Regions from separate parts of the Homo sapiens genome. Here region 1 is linked to region 2. The links are chromatin loops, found by intact Hi-C in ENCODE. Cell type or tissue: GM12878. All regions are shown on one strand. Links, peaks and the distances in the headings refer to the core of each region. The heading gives the core; the rest is flanking DNA.

The links. Hi-C counts contacts between places; a loop is a spot of excess contacts. Peaks named below come from ENCODE experiments on the same cell type or tissue, not always from the same donor. Only the 100,000 strongest peaks of a DNase experiment are listed, where the experiment ranks them.
Region 1: it touches region 2 in a loop (3-fold over the local background); 1 of 110 quality-filtered maps calls a loop at or near these places.

The regions. Positions count from the first base shown.
Region 1 is chr18:31,260,484-31,277,087 of GRCh38, reverse strand. It overlaps LOC105372049 (a long non-coding RNA gene), which reads right to left. Exons shown (of 4, transcript XR_001753388.2): 4 at 14,791-16,604. Among named protein-coding and RNA genes, the nearest start is that of DSG1, 49 kb to the left of the region's middle. RefSeq lists an enhancer at 8,768-8,887. In GM12878, for the core only: no CTCF peak of the experiment used is centred there; DNase peaks (open chromatin) are centred at 7,807 and 8,777; H3K27ac peaks cover 2,381 bases.
Region 2 is chr18:31,654,163-31,662,162 of GRCh38, reverse strand. B4GALT6 (beta-1,4-galactosyltransferase 6) reads left to right here. Exons shown (of 9, transcript NM_004775.5): 3 at 4,074-4,187. Among named protein-coding and RNA genes, the nearest start is that of B4GALT6, 26 kb to the left of the region's middle. RefSeq lists enhancers at 2,630-2,789, 3,290-3,419. In GM12878, for the core only: no CTCF peak of the experiment used is centred there; DNase peaks (open chromatin) are centred at 3,082 and 3,632; H3K4me3 peaks cover 2,341 bases; H3K27ac peaks cover 4,411 bases.

The DNA of each region.
Region 1 (16,604 bases), core at 4,678-12,677, 390 kb after region 2:
TATATCCCTCATGTACTCACCCTGCTCTTTTATACACACGTGCACGCATGCACACGTTAGCTTCCAGGAGAAAGGGGTTAGAACCTTCTCATCTTTCACAGAGCCCTTCACAGTGTAACTTAAGTTTTCCAAGAAGGAGGAAATTAATACTAGAGACTAAATAGGTGGAATGTGCTTAGTAAATGCTTGTGGATTGTTTCCCGAATAGTGAAAAGCAATATAAAAAATAAATACAGCAATATAAAAAATAAATATAAAAACATAAAAAACAAATACAGAGCAACGTGGGAGCACAGTTTACTAAGTATTGCGAAGTGCAGTCAGGTAGCATCATTTATATAGATTGGATTGGAGGTGTTAGAACAGAATGTTTATGTTTCTCTTTTTAATCAAGAAAGTACAAAAAAGGGATATGAAATAAGAGAAGAATAAAGAATGTGGATAAGGAAAATCAAAAGGTCTGCTCTGTTGTTTTTGAAATGTTCCCTGAGATTCATTCACAAACAGGGCGTGGTTTATGAGACTTGGCAATATTTAAATTTGTGCTGTGAAAAATAAAGCAGAAACTTACCTAGTTTGATTTGGCTTTTGGTGTCCCCTAAAGGAGTTAAAGAGACCTAGTTTTCTTAACTGGAGAACATTATAAAATGGGGAGAATTTTTAGAAAATAAGAGACAGATAAGTTTTTATTTTTCCAAATGAGAGGTTACTTGGTAAATACCACCAGAACATTTATGTTGCAGGATCAGACACCTCCTCCACACTCTGAAAGCATACACATGACATACTTATTTGATGTTTATATATTTTATCTTAGGTCAGCATTAACATACCATGAAAGGAAGTCAGTCATTCACTTTCTGGGTCAAAAGTAAATTCTTATGATTCTTATGACCTTGTGGAAGACAAAGATGTTTTCAAATTTCTGTTTGTGTTCTTACATCTACACATATTTTTTATCTCATTGAGCTCTTATCAGTGGCATTTATTTAAAACCCTACGACTAAAATCCTTCTCCCATAAGCCTTATGGCAAAAGACCACCGAGCCTGTCATCACTACCATTTTCAAAAAGTGTTTATGAACCCTCAAGCTAAGTGCTTTGCCAGCCACCACTGCAGAAACCGCTCCTGAGAGGAGTGGATTGTCTGATTCATCACCTTGGAAAGTGGTGGTGATACTTCCTGGATGTAGATTTGGAGAGGAACCAGAGGCTCTAAAACCTCACTAGCACTTCCTCATTTCTCTATGAAAGCCTCTCCATTTTTCTCTAGAATATCAATTCAGCTCATGGGCATATTTCTCTTTTTTTTTTTTTTTTTATAAGCACCCAATCTGCATTATTCTTCAAAAATTAAGAGATCCCTGATATGGGAAGCTTGGACCAGGCTTCTCTGGTGGGCTCAGACACAGTCCCCAGATCCAACCATGTAATAACTAATTCTGGACTTTCATATGCAGAAGGGCAAGAAACTATGTAAAAAGTTCTGTGCCATAATAGTGTCAGCACCTTTTAGTTTTTATACTGGAGCACCAATGTTTGCCTTCTGAAAAGAAAGAGCTAACTCAGGAATGCGCTTTTAAAATTTAAAAGATGACACTATCAGAAATTATGTTATTTTGGAAGGGTAGAGGTGAAAAACAAAAAGAAAACGATTGAGAAAATAATTACAATTTGCTTTTTAAGAAAACTTTCATACAGGAAAAAACAACATGTCATTTAGGATTTTAAAAACTTGGTGCTAAAGATTGCAAATTTCAGAATGTTATTGCTAGGAAAAAAAGCAACAATAGGAATTGGTATTCTTCTATGTGGAAACTGCTTTGTTGACAATCTACAAACAGATCTCCTTTTAAAAAACACACACACACGCACCAAGCTAAAACTGCTTATTCAGTGACGCTTTCACCAAAGGAATCATTCCTTGACTCTGTTTTTAGTTGGGTGTGGTGAGACAATGTTCTCCCTTGGCTGGAGGCTTGGAGAGGGGCCAAAGCAAACACCCATGTGAACACAAAACAATTAGGAAAGATTCATTCTGAATTAGTTAATTCCCATGAATAGGCTGGGATTTATTAATCTGTCCTGATTGAAATTGCTTAAAATATGAACTTGGGAGTTTGTAAGCAAGCAGGCAGGAGAGAAGGCTAAATTAGGGACAGCTAAATGTCTGAGAACATAAGGAGAGCAATAAGAAACATAATTGGCTAATATCTTTATTACTTTTCCCATTTTAAAAGAATAAGAGAAATATTAATTAGTGTTGTGTCTATCTCACAAACTTGGCTCTGTGAAAGCACAGATAGATATAGTTCTAAAACATTAGGTCTATTCAGTATTATTAGATCTATTCAAAGAATTGATAATTCTTTTTTTCTAAGTAAAAAGACTTGTTTCAGTTTTCAATTTAGACTGTGCAAAGTCAAATAAATAATCACGAAGCATTTTCTTTGAAAAATTAAAAATAACTTATTTGAAGACATAACTTTTCTTTCCAACTTTTAAAGAGTTAAAGATTTCTGTAGAAACATTATACTACGTAACACCTTTCTTTTATAGAATACTTACGTAAAAGCTGGGACCAACATAAATTGTTCTAAAGAAATAATTGTCTGAAATGTGCACGGGCCATTTGTTTTCAAACTTGTGAGCCAGAGGTCAAATCGTACCTATCAACTTGTTGGTACAACTGCAAACAGCTTTGGAGCAGGAAAGGGCACAATCCAAGCATTGTTATTTACTTCACAAGTGCAATTAGGTACAAGTGTTTGCAGCCATACTTAAAGTAGTATTCCACCTAATAACAGCAGGGGTCAATGCTGAAAAGTCTATGTGATTATAGTATAATCCTGAGAGTTATTTTTCTTGCAATACTATTAACTTGCTTTGATGATGAAAACTGTGTGTATGCAGATATTAAAAACAAAACCTCATGGAATTTTGCCTTCTGGAAGAAATTTTACTGGCTCAAAATTTTTTCAAAATTTTATATCTGTGAACTTTGTACAAAGAAGTGTCATAGTTAGACATCCAGAATGACTTTATAGTGCTATAATATAATACCTGGTGAAAAAAAACACACTGTGTTCCATATTCAAAGTCTGGCAGATAAAGAAAAGGTTGCTTTGAAAGTTTCTGATTAGATGCTGCTGAACCCATTGGAAATCATTGTTAAGTTGAGTTAAAGAGCCTCTCCTGTTGTATCAAACAAGTGACACGTCATTTAAATAATCTCGGCTTCATTTTTCTTGCATGAAAAATATTGAGATAGCCACCAAACAATACCCACTTATTTGAAAGAAATACTGTGTTTATAATTTAGAGCAATTTTGAATTTCTTGGAATATATGGTGCAAATGTAATACTAATTTGCCTTAACATTCCACAACTTAACATAGCAGAGTTTTCAATTTTATTCAGGTATAATCTCTATAATTTTATAATTCAAAGAGATTTTTCTTCAACTTTCCAAGAACCATCAAATAAATAAAGTTTACCATTTACTGGACAAAAAACATAACATTAAATGCCATTTTATTATCTTTTTATTTACTATGGTTCTGCAATTATAAAAGTATTGTCATATTCTACCCTGTCTTATCTGAATGCTTTAAACTATCTTATCAAGTCAATATATTTTAGGTTTGGGGAGTTTTGTATCCCTTTATTATGTTTTGTTATTGCAGACATCTTCATGAATCCGCCTTTTGCTGTTTAAATAAAACGGTTTCCTAAGGATAATTTATTCTTGGTTTTCTTTTTTTCCCATGCATATTATACCTTATTAAAGCTATTACTCAACTAAAAGTATTTTATGATTTGTTTCAAGCCTTCAATTAGTATATTAGCTTTTTGAAGGAAGGTGATACATATCGCCGATATTTATGTTCTAGGCCACCAGCATAGGTGCTCAATAAAAATCTGTTAAGTAAATAAATGAGCAACTTTCCAAAAACGATATAACTATGATATGAATTTTTTCATGATTGTTGAAACATATTGTTTCCAAAAGGATTCTATAATTTATAAAGTTACTAACAATGTTTTGTTTGGCCAATTTGATCACAACATAGCCAGCATTATCATTGAAAATATTTCTGTCACTCTTACAGGTGTAACATATTATCTCAAGGTTGTTATAATCTACATTTTACATTTTAAAAATTATAGGCAAAGATAAATATTTTTCAACTACTATTAGGTTCCTAATTTTAAAATATCTTTACTTGGCCATTGTTGGTTTATTTATTCATCTTATTTATATCTGCTCAATATTTGTTATTTGAAGCATATTTTATATTCATTTTTCCTCTTTAACACTGAAGTAATATTTGGGGTCAATAATTTCTTTAAGGTACTTAAGATATAAAAGCTATTATATGAAAATAACATTATTGAGAACAGTTTAAAATTTGGCCTAGTTTATATGCAAATAAATTTAATGCTTCTTTGGAAAAACCACTCATAGAATTTTGGAAGAAATCATTTCAATCAGGGATTCCAACTTGACAGTATAAAGTAAATTGTACAGAATGAGACATTTTACACCTTATGCTAAGCTCCTATTCTTTGATTATGTTGACCCACAAGTACTGCTTTCCCAAATATGCTCTGAACATCAATCTTCACCCACTCACATGTTCATGCATGTTCTTTCAGTGACATTAAACTGTAGCATATGGCCACAGGATGCCTATGATGCTTGACACGCCCCAAATCTCTATGTTCATTCAACATCAGCTCACTCACAGACCTTTTTCTAGTCGATCAGTTTACAGTAACAAAAAGCACACTTCCTTCCCCCAAGGAGCTTAGAATCTGTGTTATTACCACTATGTGAATTCCATTTCTCTTCATTTTTTCTTTGAAAGTACTACCTAATTTTAAATACCTGGCCATTTCCATAAAGTTCCCAACTCTCACAGTCTGAACTCAGCTCTCCCACTTAATATCTTCTCAATAACTTTGTTTTTAGCCGTATTTTAAAGCACATATTCTAGTGTACCTTTTGTTGTAGTCATAAGGTGGCGTAATGGTTTAAAGTGTACTCTGAAATCAGACTTCCCAGATTTGAATCATATTTCAACATCATTGCTACCTTGGATAAGTTTCTTTACATCTCTGTGCCTCAGTTTCCTCATCTATAATAGGGGACAATAGTAGAACCTACTAGTATATTTGTTGTAAGTATTAAATGAGATAATACATGTAAAATATACATAGTAAACACTTAAAGAATGTTAGCTATTATTATCTACTCCTTAGTTTGTAAATCACTGAAAAATGGACTCTATTTTATTCATCTTTGGATCCCTGATAATTATCATGATTAATAGCATATAGTAATAACTTAATGAACAACATTTTCATGTATAACAAGTTTTCTAAAGATTCCTTTATGGCTTTGAAAAAACTAAAGCATTTTGGATAAACCTATAAAAGAGTAGATAACTAGACTGGTTAAAAGTAAAACTATTCGGAAGAAAAATGAAATTACTAGAAAAAATATAATCCTTGAAACTGGAGGTTTGTTGGATGTAATGAATTGAAGAATTGGCCCCACAACTGCTTTTCACAGTTTTTGTTGATGAGTAAAGTTGTTTGCTAGGTAGGTTTTTTTAGAAATCAATTTATTTTCAATCACCAAAATCACATACCCGAGTAGGATGTGAGACCCAAATATATCATTTACAACTGGAATTTTCAGGATTTGGTCTGAGACTCTTCAACTATTCCTACAGTACAGCTCTAAAGCCATATGGTCACCCATTAGAAAACTAAAATAAAAAGATGGAAAATGTCAAGAGTTATTAAAAATGTAGAGCAGTTGGAGCTCTCGTACATTACAATTAAAATATAAATTGATAGAAATACTTTGGAAAATTATTTGGCACTATCTAGTAAAACACAGGAACATATACATAACCTATGGCTTAGCAATTCCACCTATCCCTTTCAGAAGTGAATAATATACACACTGAAAGACACATATAAGCATATCCATAGCAGGACTATTAATAATGTCCCCAAACTAGAAACTATTCAAACGTCCATCGTTAAAGCAAACTAAATATGTCCTGAGAATGGCTCCATACTTCTATATTTGAGTCATCGTGGATGAACAGTAATCTAACTTAATAGGTAGACAAGATTGAAAACCTAATTTAGGAGTATGGGCCTGTAACAATCGCTGAGTCTTGGCCAATCCCAGCAGCCTTACTTCAACCACTCAAACGCTGCCAAGTGTTCAAACTGTGTTCAAATAAGGCAAAGGCCAACCTGTAACCAATTCAGCTGTTTCTGTACCTCACTTTGGATTTCTGTACATCACTTCCCTTTTTTTTGTCTATGAATTTGTTCTGACCTTGAGGCATCCCTGGAGTCTCCCTGAATTTGCAGTGATTCTGAGGGCTGCTTGACTCACAAATTGTTCATTGTTCAATAAAACTACTTTAAATTTAATTTGGCCGAAGTTTTTCTTTTAACATCATCAATAATAGGTTGAATAATACATTACAGCACATTCATATAATGGAATACTATAGAGCAATGAGAATAACCAACTCAGAACAATCCCAAAATATGTGGATGAATCAGACTAACATACTATTGAGTGGAAGAAGCTATATGTCACAAAGGAGAACATATAGCATTATTTCATTTATTTAATGTAAACAAACAAAAACCAAAAAACAAAAACAGGCAAAACTTTGTTATCAGTATTCATGCCAGTGGTGACATTTGGAGAGTTAGTGATGGCTGGCCTTCTAGTAATGTTCTAGATCATGATTAAGGAGCTGGTTACATGGGTCTAGTTACCTGGTAAAAATTTATTGAGGCATATGCCTATAACAGGTGCACTTTTCCACATTTTATGTTAATTTTAGAAGTAATTAAACTTACTCTATGAGTTTGGACAGAGCTTCTTCTAAATTTGCTTTTATAAAGAGCTTTTTGAATCCCTTTAGAACTGACTAAAAGAAGGCGGCCAGAAAAATACACTGCAATGTCCTTGTCTTAAGTTCAAGACACTGCTGTGTCCAGAGGCATCACATTCTCTCTTCTCTGTCTGGAAGGGCAATTAATTCTAAGCCTGCCTCCCTGAAGTTTGAAGAAAAAAAAATAGTCCTTTCCCTAAGGTTTAGTGTTCTAACAGTATCAGGAGAACCCGGCCATAAACTCCAATGTTTCCCTGGCTTATCTCTTGCTGAGCTGGGGGACCTTTATGTCAACGAATTCCTCCGACACCATAGGTAGATTCAAGGAGGTCAAGCACCCTGGGCTGCTTAAAGAAAAATTAACACCAGCTTTTATCTACCAATTGTAGAAACTAAGAGTTTACTTTGCATCCATGTATTCTTATTTCCTTGTACTGGATGTTTACAGAGGAGAGTCAATATTCTAATGGGGAGTTTTTCACTTTCGGTGTGACAAGCCTGTTCTACCCATGGGCAAAGGAGGTTAGCTTGGGGTAGTTCTGCTTTGCCTCTCCGTTCTCTGTTCGTTTTGGCAAAAAACTGCATATGGACCTTTATTTTGAAGAAGGAATCAGGAAACATGTAAATGCATCTCAATTGCAAAGTATCTAAAATTTTCCAGGAAGATGATACTGAATAATTACACAAATTCTTGACTGCTAATGTTTTTACTGTGTTACTTTAGTGAAGCACCAGAAATGAGCTTGATGCTGTCATGATTCACTTATTATCACATCCCATGAGATGAGGAAGAGTTTAAAACACAGTTGGTGTCATTTTTGCTTTCAATGATAATTAAATTATGTGTTTGTTGCCCTTTCATGTGAAAGTCAGCTTGCTGGCAAGAACTAGTGTTTTCACTTTACTTGGTTTATGGCAAAGCTCCAACTCCTCGCTCAGTAGTCACTGATATTTCCTTTGTCTCAGGTGTCCACATCTCCTCCACTTGGCAGATGATCTCAGACCAGCTCTCCTTTTATTCATGACAACATTTTACTGCTTCTTCCTCCATGTTACTTTCCAAATTTATTTCCACCTTACTACTTCAGTCAACAAGATTTTTTTCCCCAGGTCTCTTGATCATCTCTCTCTCTCTGTCTCTCTTTCCTTTGCTCTCTCTCTCTTATTCCAAACATTATCTTTTATAATCAGATAATCTCCTGATTATCCTTTTTCCCCATTGGCCATATCCCTTAATTTTATTCTGATGCAATTATTGATCACTTATATGAACCCTTCCATTGCTTTTTGCATTTCTACTTTTATTTCTTTCTTATTTCTTTCACATTCCCATACTAGTCAGTCATGCCTGTTTTCTCCTTTTTTTACTTTTCTCTCTTCTATTCTATCACTTATGCTGAAGTTATCCCATATCCAGTTTAAAACAGGTTCCTCATTATTTTTCTTATATCTTCTCTTCCATAAGCTCTATTTGGCAAAATATATAATAAAGCAGACCAGTTCTTCTCTCTCCATACCCGCATCTGAATCTATGATAATGCTTGTGCAGTCGTACTACTTTGTCTATATTAGCTGAGGAATTTAAGACAAATCTTTTATACAATTTTAATTTACTTATCCCAAATATATATAAAAAATTTATTGGATGAACATGTTGAGAATTTTGGGTTTTCAATTTCAGTAAAGTGCATAGAACTTTTCCGGTCTTCACTTTCTATTTTTCCTGTACTCTGTAACATCTGGCTAAATCATGACTTTAGCCATTTCCCATCCTCCCAGAGTCTGTGTTGTGGCTGCTTCTGTGACTTCACAGTCCTGGTGCTTTTCTTCAACCTCTGGGAAATACCCCAGGAAAGTCCCTTAATATTCACTAGGTTCACAGCATCAGAAACTGCAGAGAGAAGGACAGAGGTGAAAAAAAGAAAGAAAAAAAAAAGGAAGAAAATAATCATATGCAGAAGAGTATGGGAAAGAGAAAGAAAGAAATGGAAAGAAAGAAAACATGAAAATGCAACAGGAATAGAGACAAAAATTCTGGTTGGGAAAACTCTGAAGAAAAAATAATGCTGAGATTACATCTGTTGCCTTCCAGGGAGTTTATCTTTGCTTAACCGTGGGTTAGCTGGCTGGCAAGTTACCATTTACAAAGAAGCAACATGTCTCTGAACCTATGAAATAAAGGGTTTCATTATTTTTCTGAGAAACATTTGCTTCTACAGCAATCTAATTTGGTATATGCATAATGATGAATGGGCACTAAAATCTAAATAGGGAGGTTATTGACCAAACACTGTAGAATTTAGATGTTTATCTTCATTTTTAGAGATGGAATAACAAAGAAGTGATGGAATCAAAATTATTATGACGGGGGAAAGCACATCTCATTTTGAAGGAAAATACCTAGGTTCAAAATAACTCTGTTGACCAATGATACAACTATTTCTTGCTATTAGAGTCCCTGATCACAAAGTACAGATGTGGAAACTTGGCTTTTAAAAATAATGATAACAGCCACAACCACCTGTGTAGTGCATTACAGTTTCAAAAGTAAATCATCAAACTATATTTTATTGTCAGATAAGAAAAGTTTGTGGGGTTTTATTTCAAAGTAACTGTGAAGTGAATTGAGTAAGTACTTTAAAACCCAATGTTTAAATTAAGATTTATTTCCCAATTTATGGGCCCACTCTTAGTTTCAAAAATCATAGTCATAGCATTTGTTATCATTATTTTCCTCACATTTCAAGAAATATGTAGAAGGAATTGGCATTAATATTATTATTATTATTATTATTATTTTTTGAGACGGAGTCTCGCTCGTCGCCCAGGCTGGAGTGCAGTGGCACGATCTCAGCTCACTGCAAGCTCCGCCTCCCGGGTTCACACCATTCTCCTGCCTCAGCCTCCCGAGTAGCTGGGACTACAGGTGCCCGCCACCACGTCCGGCTAACTTTTTGTATTTTTAGTAGAGACGGGGTTTCACCGTGTTAGCCAGGATGGTCTCAATCTCCTGACCTCATGATCCGCCCGCCTCGGCCTCCCAAAATGCAGGGATTACAGGCGTGAGCCACCGCACCCGGCCTATTATTTTTGTCTAAAGTATGACTCAAAATGAAAGTTAGAACGTTAAAATGTATGCCTGTCACTTTCTCACTTAGATAACGTTTCAGCAAGAAAAAAAATTAGTGTAATCAGAGAATCAACAGAAATCTTCACAGATTTCAGAAAAACCTTGAAAAAATATTTATATTGAGTTCAACTTATGTATTCCTCAGTAGAGACTATACTGTATAAATCTTCAAGAAATCATGTCATGATGAGTACTATTACATTGTTTTCATAATTATTAATGAGTGGTATTGTTGTTAATCCCTTTTATTAGGAAATGTAATATTACTCCATACATAAAAACTGCCTGCTGCAAAGGTTGGAGACAGATTTGCTTAGGATGCTGCCACCTTCAGGAAATTTTACCTTATGATAATTTTGTATTTATGATATTAAGGAAGACATTTCTGTTTAAGGGGCATTGAAAATTCTCTGTGCTCAAATTATAATTTTTTTTTTACCTAATAAGAGAGAATTGAAAAGTACTGTTAATATTTACAAATTCTATTTTGGAACACATTTGAAATGTGCTTTGTTATTCCATTGAGAAAAAAACATTTTTCATTAAAGAAGACATGATGCAAATTTTATATACTTTTAAGTATCATCCCTGAATTTGCAAAATATATTAACCACTACAAGTGATCAATAATTAAATAATACTACTGCTTAAAAGGGATTCAGTGATAAAGTAATTTACTTACAATTAATTTGCTCTCAGTTATGTAGCAATTAATATAGTTATGCTTAATTAATTCCATAAGATGTGATCAAATAAATCATGCTTTTATTTCAAAAATAATTTTCACTTAATACTGCGTTGAAATAGTACTGTTCAAAGTCATAGCTCATCACAAATGTAAATTTGCCCAAAACTAAGGATTTAAAAAGAGTTTTGGAATTGACAATAAACTCCTCAGTTTCCTCAATTCTCATCATGACCTGAAGACTAATATTATAGAAAAATAATAATTAAAAAGTGTTTCTTTACATATCTTGCTATGTATAGTCACATTTTTATGTTTCCATTGAATTAACATTCTTCCAAAACACATATACCTATACAAAAAACATTAGCTTATTAGAGTCTTTTTTTCTTTCACAAAAGGAACATGTTTTATTTTAACCACTGCAATTTCATAATAATTACACAAAGTTAATTATTTCTTTGTACTCCACCTCTAAATCCCCCTCACACCTCTTTTAAACATCTTTTTGTGCAGTGACTTTCTCTGAACATCCTTTCATCAATGGAAAAGTTTGAACTCTTTACATTTGTCAGTTTGATGGTTAAAGCTTTGTATGATTTGTGGTTGAAATGTTAATTTCTCCGATTTTAATGACGTTGAGGCTTTAAAAATATTTTATTGACCATTTGCATTTTCCTTTCAGTGAGTGCCTCAATTTGTGGGAGCTCTGTGACTGTCCAGTTATAAACAGTGGTTGTGATTTTGAGTAAAAATCATTTCCTTCTCTGAGCCCAAGTGTGCACCTCTGTGAAATTGTGGAATTACTTTTCTATGTCGTTGCTATGATGTTTACACGAAAATCACACATGAAAGTGACTGTTATAGGTCAATGCTTGCTAAACAAACATATAACAGTTTTTTACATCAGTTTTTATGACCTCATTTATTAGAATCTAGTCTCTCCATCACATTGCTCTTACACGTTTTGAGGATCTATTTCATTGCAGTTGAGACACTTAAGAACATTTTCTTATAAATAACAATTTACCCCTGCACTTAGAGGATGATCAAAAAGGAAATGGAGAATATTCACTTATATTTAGGAAGGCAGCAAAGAAGATGGTGTCCAGGCCTGGAAGTGAGCTCTTTTTTTTTTTTTTCAGACGAAGTCTCACTCTTGTCCCCGAGGCTGGAGTGCAATGGCGCGATCTCGGCTCACTGCAACCTCTGCTTCCTGGGTTCAAGCGATTCTCCTGCCTCAACCTCCCAAGTAGCTGGGATTACAGGTGCGTACCACCACGCCCCACTATTTTTTTTTATTTAAGTAGAGATGGGGTTTCACTATGTTGGCCAGGCTGGTCTTAAACTCCTGACCTCAGGTGATCCACCCACCTCGGCCTCCCAAAGTACTGGGATTACAGGCGTGAGCCACCGCACCCAGCCAGAAGTGAGCTCTTGATTTGAATCTTGGTCTCTTTAACTTACTTATTGTGTAATCTTGGGGAAGTAACCCCTCAACTCTCAAAACCTTGGTTTCTTGTATATAAAATAAGGAAATAATACCTGCTTTAGTTTTTATTGAGGCTAAATGAGATGAGGAATGTGAAATCTTTAGCATACTGTCTAGCACATAGAAAACTCAAAAGATAGGTGTTTATGGCCACCTATATTCATTTATCTAGTTATAGAAAATAAGTTGTCTGGTAACCTTGCTTTTTACGAAGTCTTCGGCCAGCCCTACATTTTACTTCACTTGATTACATCTATTTAAGACTTCCCCCTGTTTCATTTGGCCATTTATTTTTCTGAGTGTTAATAATTTCTAAAAAAAGAACATGTGCACATGCACATCCACACAGATGCACCCTGAGTGTATAGAGGTAGTTCAGTTTTTAAGATAATCTAAATGTTTTCCATTTTATTCCTTACTCATAAGATGATCTTTTTTTAAAAGCACAGAATAGAAACACAAAGTCCCATTTCCAGTGGTTCATACTCTATGAAATACTTTGTGATAAAGAGATATATACATATATCCTTATTTCTATGTGAATGTAATTTTAAAATATTATATATAATATAGCATTTTAAATTGTATTATAAATATATAATATATAATATATTACATATATGATACACTATATATTATATGATATATATAATATGACATATATTATATATAATATTTAAAAAGTTCCTCAAAGGAAGGACAAAATGATAAATATAAGAGCTAATATTTTCTTATGTGCATTGCCTAGTACTTTATTTAAAAAAAAAAAAATCTTGGCCAGGCGCGGGGGCTCATTCCTGTAATCCTCAAACTGCGGGAGGCCCAGGTGGGTGGATTGCTTGATTCCAGGAGTTCCAGAACAGCCTGGGCAACATGGTGAAATGGTCTCTACTACAAATACAAAAATAAGCAAGGCGTGGTGGTGCGTGCCCGTCGTCTCTGCTACTTGAGGGGCTGAGGCATGAGAATTGCTTGAACCCAGGAGGCAGAGGTTGCAGTGAGCCTAGATTGCACCACCGCACTTCAGCCTGGGCGACAGAGTGAGACTTCGTCTCAAAAACAAGAAAAACAAACCTTAATTGTCTACTAGGTATTAGGGATATGTTAGGTCTTTTTTCACCTCATTAATCATGTTTGTTTTAGAGTTATGTTTCTATGTGTCACTGGGTGTATATTTAAGAACACTTTCATTTCAGCAAATAATTTATTATTGGATCAACCATAAAGTTATTCAAAACATATAGTGAGATATAATTGATTACTGTATAGTGACGTTGTATCTCTTGACCTTGCTAAATATCTCACTATTTATAGGCGTTTTATTCCAAATGCTTTTGGACTTTTAAATACATAATCAAGGTGTCTTAGAAGCAAGGTCATTTTACTTTGTTTTTTCCATACTTAGGTCTTATGTTTATCTCAAAAATGTTATATTAATTTCAAAAGAAAACAGGCACAGAAGAGTATAGACTATAATTTCGCTTGTATTAACTTCGTTTGAAAATCATGCAAAACTAACTCATGGTGATAGATATCAGAAAAGAACTTACATCTGGGACAGGGGAGGGCCACTAAGAGGCCTGGAGGAGTTCTCTTGGGTGATCAATGTGTTCTTGATCTGGATATTTGTCACCTGGGGATATACATATGTCAAATTTGGGGATATACATATGGGGATATACTTATGTCAAAATTCATTGAGCTGTGCAACTAAGATTTGTGCATTCTCCTCTAGGTAATTTATACCATTTTTTTCTTGCTTGTTCATTATTTTGATATGGGGAGGTAATGGAATAGTAAACATGGCGTCAGAGTCCTCCACATGGTTCTAGTTGGTTCAGGGCTCTATCCTTAACTGATAGCAACTAGGGATAGCAGCCGAAAATCCAAACCACAAAGCTCCCTGAAGGCTGCTATAGTCAAAGATTTACAACGAGGTTTTAGGTTATTAAAAATCCAGTCACTAGCCAAAGAATGGGAAATGATCATCTCTACTGGAATAATTGGGTTTGGATTCTTTTGATTTGAAATCTTGCCCAATATCAGGGTGTTGTGAATAAAAGATACAATTAATGCTTTCAAAATTTAAGACTTTTTGTATTGATATAAAACAGCTTTTTAAAAGTAATTTATATTAATAGGAAGCTCTTCCAATGCATCCTTACTTTACAACTGTAATACGACTTGCAGACAGTTGCTATATCTGTTTGTAATTAAGTTAAATAGGCTGAAACATTATAAAATGATGTACATTTATAAATATAAAATATCTATATACAGTTGAATAAAATGTGTACTCAAAACAGCTCAATGTGTAAATTATTTTCTCAGAGGAGGCAAAGCATGCCAAATAAGTAAAACAAGCATGAGTTACTTTAGTTAAACATTAGGTTGATTAGGAGGAACCAGACCCTGATAAGGGAAGAATGTGGATCTGTAGTTGAGGGAGAAATGTTAAGGAGGTGTGGTTTGCTTTGTAAATAGCAACCATCATGAGACACAGAAAAACAGAGATGCGTGCTATAAGACACAATGCCAGACACCATTTTCTTCCATCTTCCCTTTTTATTTTATTTATATTCAAATTTCCAAAAACACCAGTTTTAAAAATAATTAAATGGACACGAATATTCAGTCTTTTAAAGTGTGATAGACAAGATTTTAAAAGTTATTGTGAAAACATTTGTTGGGTACATGGATATATATTTGAGTTAAGAACGAATGACCTTGCTCTTTCTTTACCCCAATAGACACTCCATGCCATAAGGGAGCGTGCCCTCCCGTCCTGCCCTCCTGGCTCTGGGCATGTGGAACCATCCCTTCTATTGGTTATTCAGAACTGTCTCAAGGACTCATGTTGAAACCTGAGCCTGCAGGGTCTCTGAAAGTTTAGGAAATCCTCAGATGCCTTGGAAATTCCCCACCTTGTCAGATAAATCTCTTAAAAGTGATGGGCCACTTTGAGCCTTACTGTTTCTCAGTCTGCTGAATCCATTTAACAGGGGGCTGCAGAGGGCAGGAGTCTGGCTGAGCACAAATCTTTACAATCCGTGGTTTGGGAACAGGATATGGTTATGCTACACTTTGTCAAGAATTTGGGGCTTCTGGGTTCAGAAAATATGCTCAAAACATGCCTGAAGGTGTTTTGGAGCAAATATTTGGAGATTCCTTATTTTGTTCTAGAAACTGCTCTGGAATTTGGGGAATACAGTTCAAGGGACCCAGTAAACCTGCTTGGACTCCTGAATAACCAGACTGGACTTAAATCGGGATCTGCCAACTGCTGGTCCACAATTATAAAAAATATGTTTTAAAATGTCGAAATGACAAGAGTATGAGAAAAAGTAGCAGTCTTAATGTCCAATCCCTACATATCCCTGATTCCTACCCACCAGAGGCAACCTCTTTGAATTCTGATCTTCTGGGATTTCTTTCCCATTGTTAAATGTACTTATGTTGACTTCTCTTCGGTTCAAAATTTGAGATATAATCTATTAAATTCCTTCTACAGAAAATGAGACCATCATTTAGCTCTCTTTAAAACCAACAAGTGGAAAAATTCGTTTCACGCAGATATTTATCTTTCAACTCATCCTCCCAATTTGGTTATTCCATAATTTTTACTAAGATGAAAATTCAGTGCTTATATTATTGTGACTTCATATGCATTATTTACAGCTGAATCAGGTAATATCCTTTTTGTGTAATTTTTCATTTCTCTTGGAATTCGTTAACAATTGATGCTTACATTTCTATGTATTTTTCATTAAGTCATCCTCAACATTTGCAGAACTCTGAAAGCTTAGGTAATCATTCACTCAGTTTTAAAAATTTGTTTAATTGTTAGTTTGCTTGATTTGTTTTTTAAGTTTCCCTCCTGGAGTATTCTACCTGGGCTGCAGTTTGGGCTGCTTGCTCTCCTTATCAGATTCATCTTAGGACTTCCCTTCATTCTCATCCTTAGACTTTTTTTTTTTTTTTTTTTTTTTTTTGAGACAGAGTCTCACTCTGTCATCCAGGCTGGAGTGCAGTGGTGCGATCTCGGCTCACTGCAGCCTCCGCCTCCCAGGTTCAAGCGATTTTCCTGCCTCAACTACACGCCACCAACTCTGCTAATTGTTTTTTTTTTGGTGTTTTAATGGAGATGGGGTTTCACCATGATGGCTAGGCTGTTTTGAACTCCTAACCTCAAATGATCCACTTGCCTCAGCCTCCCAATGTGCTGGGATTACAAGCCTGAGCCACCATCCCCAGCTTTCATACGTAGATTTTTCTGCTGCTCTCCCCTTTGTTGGATCTCTTGCTTCTCAGGTCCCATGATTTCTGTTTTCTTGACTTATTTCCTTGTGAGAGAGCAGC
Region 2 (8,000 bases), core at 1-8,000:
AAAAACTGATAAAAGTGATGGAATGTTTACTCTTGTGATTCAGTCATTCTAGCACTAAAATAAAAAGTAGAACAATTCTCTCTGGCCCTCCTGTTGCCATCTGACTCCCCAGAAGGAGTTAATAGTTTGTTTTGCAGAAATGTCTAGAGAGCCGAGCACTTCTGTGAGTTGGATGTGGGTTCAGAGAATCATAGCATGTGGCTAAGAGAAGGAGCCCAAGCATTAATGATGAAATTAATAAATTATGCAGAGTAAGGAAATACTCTTATTTAAAGTTAATGCATGACATTAACAAAAGGATTGAATGAAAATGTAGATATTTTTCTGCCTCAGGATTATAAGAAAATGAGCCTTGTAACGTCTCAAGGCAGATGACCCCCAGGGACAAACTTACTTTTTTTTCTTTTGTATTTTAAAATATTGTTATATCATAGTTGTACATCCAAGGACAACCTTATTTATTGTCTCATTCCTGTGAATGTGTAGTGTATAGTATGTCCTTAGTAAAAATTGAAGAGATTCAGAAAAATTATCATCTCTATATAGCTAGCCCATCTTTTTTTCTGGTGGTATGTGCAACAAAAGCTATAATATGAACTCTGTGTGTGTGTGTGTGAGAGAGAGCGAGAGCGCACACTAGCTAATTAATGAAGAACTTGCCATTCAATATTTATTGTTTTAACTGCTCATTTATTCATATTCTTGCATTTTTAAGTAGAACTTTTTATATTTTAATAGTAGAAAAGGGTATAATGTAATAACAGTCTCCTAGCTCACTCCTCCCTGAGTCCCAATCCTCAGAGAACTAACAATTTATTCTGTATTTATCTTTATGTTTCTATCCTGCTGTCTCTTGATTTATCAATTTAAACTACTCTTGTTATGGAAGAAAGACATTTAGTATTATAGTCTCACCCCAATTTTTCCTATCCTTATCCCCAATATAATTATGTCACAATTTAAATTCAAATCGGTATTGTTGATGTTGTTAAGAGAATGTAGATAATGGTTTGTTTTCCTGAGTCTAGTTGTGATTGTTCGTTTTGTAGATCTGTTTATTTTTGTTGATGTTACTTGTTAACTCTTTTTCCCCCCAATTTGCAGAGCCGTCTTAATCTATCGCTGATTTTCCCTTAGGCACATGAGTTGACCACGCTAAGGGGGGGTTTCCAAAATTCCCATGCCATTGTCTTCTCTCTTCCAGTGCTGCTTTTGAGAAGTCTGTTGACCATCCTGATGGCAGTTACTGTTCATGGACCAGTTTTTTCTGGAGACTTTTGGGATCTTTTTGTATTTTTAAATTTTACAAAGAGCATCTTGGAGCTTTGTTTTTCTTCTCTTGCTGGGAGCAGTCCTATCAGTATGGAATATCTTACCCTTCATTTCTCCAAAATATTTTTATATTATTTCTTTGATAATTTGTCTTCCTATTATTTTCCTTTCTTTTTGGAACTCCTATTATGTATTATTTCTCTCTCGTTTTTCAATTCTTTTTCTTTCCTTTCTATCTTTCTGGGAGATTGCTCTGACTTTACTACAATGCTTTGATTTGATTTTTTAAATTTTGGCAAACTTATTTTTAAGAATTCTTTTTTTTTTCTTTTCTTACTGTTACTGTCTCCCTCAAATAAGAATGCCTTATCTTCCTTTCCAGGAATATTGAAGATAAATAAGTAACTCTAAGGTGTAAATCAATGAACTTGACTAGACACTGTCACAAAACTCATAACAATAGTAATCTTAAGCAGTTTTGGTGGGAGTGACAGAAACCCAATTCATGCTTATTGCACTTGCTGCTACCACTAGCAAGGTAGGAGTCCCCATAGAGAGAGAAGCCCTTTTTTTAAAAACAAAAACAAAAAGAAAAAAACAAGAATTTTGGTATATATGTAGATATATATATTTAAAGAATCAGGCCAGGCATGGTGGCTCACGCCTGTAATCCCAGCACTTTGGGAGGTTGAGGTGGGAGGATTGCTTGAGCCGAGGAGTTGGAGACCAGCCTGGCAAGACCCTGTCTCTACAAAAAATACAAAATTAGCTGGGTGTGGTGGTGCATGATTGTAGTTCCAGCTATTAATAGTTGGGAGGCTGAGCTAGGAGGATCACTTGAGCCCAGGAAGTCAATGCTGCAGTGAGCTATTATCATGCCACTGCACTCCAGCCTATGTGACACAGCAAGATCCTGTCTCAAAAAAAAAAAAAAAAAAAAAGGAAAAGAATCAGAACTTTATTGGACTTCCTTACACTTGCTTTTGCTTGGTATCTTTAAATCTTTTAGACATATGGGGAATACATTGAGCATGGGCTACCAGTGTAGTGTCTGTGGTCTTGGGGTGTCACTGGGCATACAAAACAATTAATGTTCACTGAATTTCTCCTCCCCTTGTTATTTGGAAGATTTTCCTTGTCAGACACTTTCCAGCACTCGCCCAGGGAGAGTGGGGAGGATTGTCTCATTGGGGCTTTCCCACTTCCTGGTAGGATAGGCCTTAGCAGTTGTACCATCATTGATCTCTACTATGTTGGGGTTTTCTGGGAATGCATTTACCTTAACACCTTACTGATGCCCTGTGAAATTTGTAACTGGGGTTTCCAAGCACTTCTTTGGAATTGGACCTTCTCTTGTGGCTTCTGTTTCCTCCTTGATACCCAGCCTGGAACCTTTGCCCGTCCCAACACCCTCTGCTTAGCAGCCGTGGCAGGGCCTCTTTCATTCAGCAGTCTTGCAGGTGGCGTGAGTCTCTGCCCTGAAGTACTGTCCTGACTCCTAGGCAGCATCCCCACCAACTCCATTGTGACAATGACTGAATATTGATGTTAGGTAAAGGTGTGCAATGGAGGTGCTTAGTTTTCTTTGGCTCCTCTCACATACTTCCTATCTAATTCGCAGGATTCTCTCATTTCCCTATGGTCAGAGGGTTTAGCTTCTACATTGTCTCTCATTGGAGCAGATTACTCAACATTCAAAGAATATCTTCACATTTTCCTAAAGTGTCTGCTAGAGTTTCACTTTCTGTAGTACATTGTTTGTGATCCAGGAGACAGACGGTAGTTTAATGAGCTGTTTCCGTCTCTCATTTCACTCATTGCATGTTGATGTCATTCTCTTAGGCCAGCTTCCCTACATAGCAGGAAACCTGTGTGTCATGGTTTCTAGATTTGCGTCTCAGAACTTTGCTCCAGAAAGGGACTGAAATGTGATCTCTCTGGTTCCACATTCAAAAATCCTGAGCCTGTGACTGTCTCGTGGGTCAGGTGCTCATCTCTAATCGCTCATAGCTACAGTTATTAGCTATTTCTATGGGCCAGGGATTGTTCTCAGCACCTTACACATTTTGTCTTATTGAAGTTTAAAAATGACAGTATGAAGTAGGCATAGATGGCAAGCTACATCGTGTCCTGCCCTGTATCACACAGCTACAGTGTGTTGGAGCAAGGATTTGAACTCAGGCATTTGACTTTGGTGCCCTGTATGCAGTTTAATTTGCTGACTCTAAAGATAATGGACCTAATGTAATAATAGCTCCAGGGCTCCCCCGGGGCTGCAGCCCACAGGCTGGGAATGACTAACTTAAAGGTTTAGAATGAGCTGTATTACAAAAGTAAGTTGAGTGGGTAAATCTCAGTTTCTACAGTGTGAGGTGGTAAGAAAACATTACTCCCACCCCTCTGCTCTGTGGATGCTAGTAGCAGCACGCAGCGGTTTGGAACACCCCTGGCTGTGCCATAGTGGAGGGGATTCCCTGGTGTACTTTCACACTCCCTGTAGATCGGGCTCAGCCAGGGGAGGGACGGGAGCAGGTGTTCTCACATGGTTGCAAGTGGGACTGCCATGTCTGTGTGCAAGGATAAGGGTGTGCTGCTCTCTAGATGTCTCTTGGGAAATCATGCTGAGAGGTCTGTTCCCCGCAGCAGTTTGCTGTTCTCTAGTTCCTTAAAGATAATTGATTTTAAGTACTTCTGTAGATTGTATATTGTAGTTTTCTCCCAGTGATAGTGACGTATTTCATTCCAGGGAGAAAGCAAAAGGCCTTTTTTTTTTTTTTGTAACTCTTTTCTCTCTTTCCAAGATTATCCCGAAGGCAATAATTCAAGTGATTATCTTGTTCAAACAACAACGTATCTCCCGGAAAACTTCACATACTCACCATACCTCCCCTGTCCAGAAAAGCTGCCTTATATGCGTAAGTCGTCATCTAATTTTGACTTAACTGTTTACTTGTGTTACAATACAGTCATAAAAACCACATGATTTGAGTGCAGCAGGAGCAGGTCATGTGCACCTGGGTGCAAATGTTTATATTATGCAGCATGTTATTTGAACTTTTATTTATTTATTTATTTTTTGGCAAAGCGCATTTTGAAGGGGGATGATTGAAAAGCTGAAGAAAAATACAAAGGGGGAAAATGACAAATACCCATATTGTTCCCAACCAGTTTTAAAAACTAATACTTCGGCTTACCTATGTCCAAGTTCTTTTAAAACAGTGCTTAAGAGAGCAATTAATGTGTAGTCTCCTTTTGAATATGTTATAATGTTCCTGATTAAGCCAGTCCTTTTTGACCACCATCCCCAGTGCTGGCTCCCCATTCCTTCCTCAGAAGTAACCTCACCTCTACTGAGAGTTTGCTGAGTATTCTTTCCGGTTATGAAAATTGTTTTCTACATAGATAGATGTCTGTATAGAAAATAGATATTGTTTCAAAGGAGAAATTATGTAAATTGGTCTATAAAGTACATTTCATTCTTGTAACTTGCTTTTTTACATACTTTTTTGAGAACTACCCATGTTGTTACATATAGATCTAATTTTTTTCCCTTAACTATTACTGTGTGGTACGTCTTTGTATAAATGTATCACATCTCATTTACCTGTTTCCCCACTGATGAACATTTAGGTGGTTTCAACATTTTTGCTATCACAAAATAGCAAAAAAAATATATATATATATTTTGGTATAAAGAACAACAGAGTGTGAGTTTTCCTGTGCGTATATGCATGTGTACTTGAGGGTTGATGGCTAGTGGTGGAATTGCTGGGTAGGTTGGCTCAGGTTTTCCAGATTTTGTCAATTGCTCTCAAAAGCAGCTATACCAATTTATATCCCTAACAGCAAAGCATGAATGTACCACTTTGATATTGATGGACTTTTAAATTCTTGCTAATCTGAAAGATAAATGGTTTCTCGTTGTTTCGATTTTCACTTCCCTCATTCCTGGTGGGTTTGAGTAAGTTTTCCTATGTTTGTGTTTTTAAATTTTCTCTCCTGTGACTTGCTGCATCATGGGCTTTATCAGTTCCTGGTTGGTTATTGTGTGTTGGTATTGATCTGTAGAAATTCTTTATATTCTGGCAGTGGCCTGTTGTCTGCTATGTGTTTTGTAAGTATCTTTTCACATTCCCAGGCTTCTTGTTTTGTCTTTTATTTTATGGAAGTTTAAAATTATGACCTTTTCAAATTTTTTAATAACTTTACTTAGGTGTTTTGCTTTTTTTTGGTCTTAAACCTTTTCTTACCCAGAGGCCATACAGATAAATACCTTTATTTCCTTCTAATGATTTTACTATTTTGTTTTTAACCTTTGTGTGTAATATGTGGTAGTGATAAAGCTACTGTACTTTAAATATATATATTTTTAATTATGAAGATAATACATTATCATTATTTTAAAAAAAACACTATACTGTACTGTCAACACTCAGAAGCCACACGGCTATTATTTTAGCTTTTTTTTGTGTGTGTATCTTCTACCCCTGCCCCATGATTTTTAAGCCTACTTTGTACATATAGGTTTGTATCTTGGATTTGATATAAAGATTTAAATAAACATCTTTTTGAATTGCTTATTTATCCATATTCTGATGTATTTTGTATCTGTGTTTTTTATTCTTGACACGAGCTTTTTTAATTGAGGAAATTAGCCTTTGCCTATCATATTTGTAGGACTTGTTTTAGCTTATTGTTGATAGATATTATATATCAATAATAAAAAGAAAGATTGACCTTCTAATATCATCTAAGGCCATGGCTTTCAGTCTTGGGGGTACATCAGAATCACCCAGATCATCTTGTCAAGCCCCATTGCTGGTCCAGCTCTCAAGAGTTTCAGACTCAGCAGGTCTGGAGCGGGCCTGAGAATCTGCATTTCTAACAAATCCCGCAAGGTGATGCTGTTGCCGCTGAGCCTTGGGCCACGTATTGAGACCCACTGATCTAGAGTAGTGGGCCTGGTCCCTGGTATTTAAGAAAAAAAAAATTCTCAGGTGATTCTAATCTTGCTGTCTCTTTGCTGTACCATAATAAAGAATGGAACTCAGTGATTTTTGTGGTTGTCATTACTTTGTTATTGCAGCCTTGTTTTCCTAAAAATGAATACTTTTGTCTGTGTAATACTGAAACCACTGGGTAATGTTCTGTTGAAATATTGATTACAATAATTTCATCTTCATAATTTTCATATTCAAGGTTTATAGTTTCAGGAAATCTTTCTGTTCTTGGTTTAGTTGCCATTTTCTTTAATTAGTGCTTTATGAGTACTAATTAAACTCTATTTCAAAGCATCTGTCTGCCACTTCATCATTCTGGTACTCCTCTCCTCCCGCCCCACAGCCCATTGTACCATCTCTTGTGGTGCCTGAGAGATTGCGTCGTGCGTGGCTGCTGTGCACTGCCTTTTCACTGGGGGTGGGGAGGGGTCTCAGCACTACTGCCCCTTCTCTCTGCTTCCCTGGGATCCTTGCATTCTTTTATAAGAGAGGATCACACTAGTGTGGCCAGCCATCTTTTCACAGCAGTCCCTCTCATGGGCTGCCAACTTTGGGTCCTGTCCCAATTTTGTGCCCAATTAGTGGTGGCCGTGGTGGCCATGGTGGCAAGGTGATTTGGTAGAAAATACAGCCACATACAGATAAGGCTTTAGAAAGGAGCCATGGGTACAGCCAACATAACGAGGCTTCTGCCAAGAGAGCCTTGCACGAGCTGCCCGACAGAGCACTTCACTTGTCCTGTGACCTCCGCAAAGTGGAGGCTTAGTTTACCTACCTGTAAAACCTGGGATTCCAATACCATCTGCAGAGTGTGGTAAGGATAGAATGAAGCACACAGTGCTTAAAGTTTGATAGGTATTAATTTGATTCTCCCTTTCCTTCTCCCTCCTTCTTTGAATAATAGAGCCAGACTTTACAATGGTCAAGGAAATGAGACACCTAGGAGAAATGTGTGGAGTTTAGAAGTTTTATTATTAGCTATGTATCCTTACATTTTTTTACTTAAAAAGATAGTTTTCATTGATAATAGAGAACAATGCAATAAAATACATAAGTATAAAATCTTATAATAGTTACACAAAATAATTGAATATGATTCTTTCCCAAATAATAATTAGAAGGGATTTGTGTAAGAATTAGATCTACTTAGATGAAAACCATTCAAGTACAAGTAATATTTACTTATAGTCACTAAAAGTGAAGTTAAGGCTTAACACTGGTGTATTTGATTATTCTGTTGTAAACTTCTTTGATTTTTACTTAGTATAGCAATGGAAACACTGGCACTGGATTTCTGTAAAGATAAAGTGAATTTTTCAAACTAGAATACAGATAAAATGTGTTTCATACATTTCAGCAGTGTTTCATATTCAATAGTGGCCAATTACACTATAAAGCCTATTTTAATATGTATATTTTATATGAAGAGTATGAGTGAATACTTCTTTCTTGTTTGTTAGTATTTATAGATTTTCCAAAGGGCAAATCCACATTCAGCTTTATTGCATTTATGTAAGATTCTTTGTGCTAACAAAGTAAAATAGAAGTTTCACCTTGTCTAAGGCTAAAAATTAATAAGTGCTTAGTGTGGATGTTTTGATTTTAATTTTTATGGGTGAGGTAGAAATGGAAAATGTCAATTGCATACTCTGCATTAGACTGAAAATAGACTTACCTTTAGTTTTCCTATCTTTTAATTCTTATTCAAATAGAATACGTTTGCAGTGA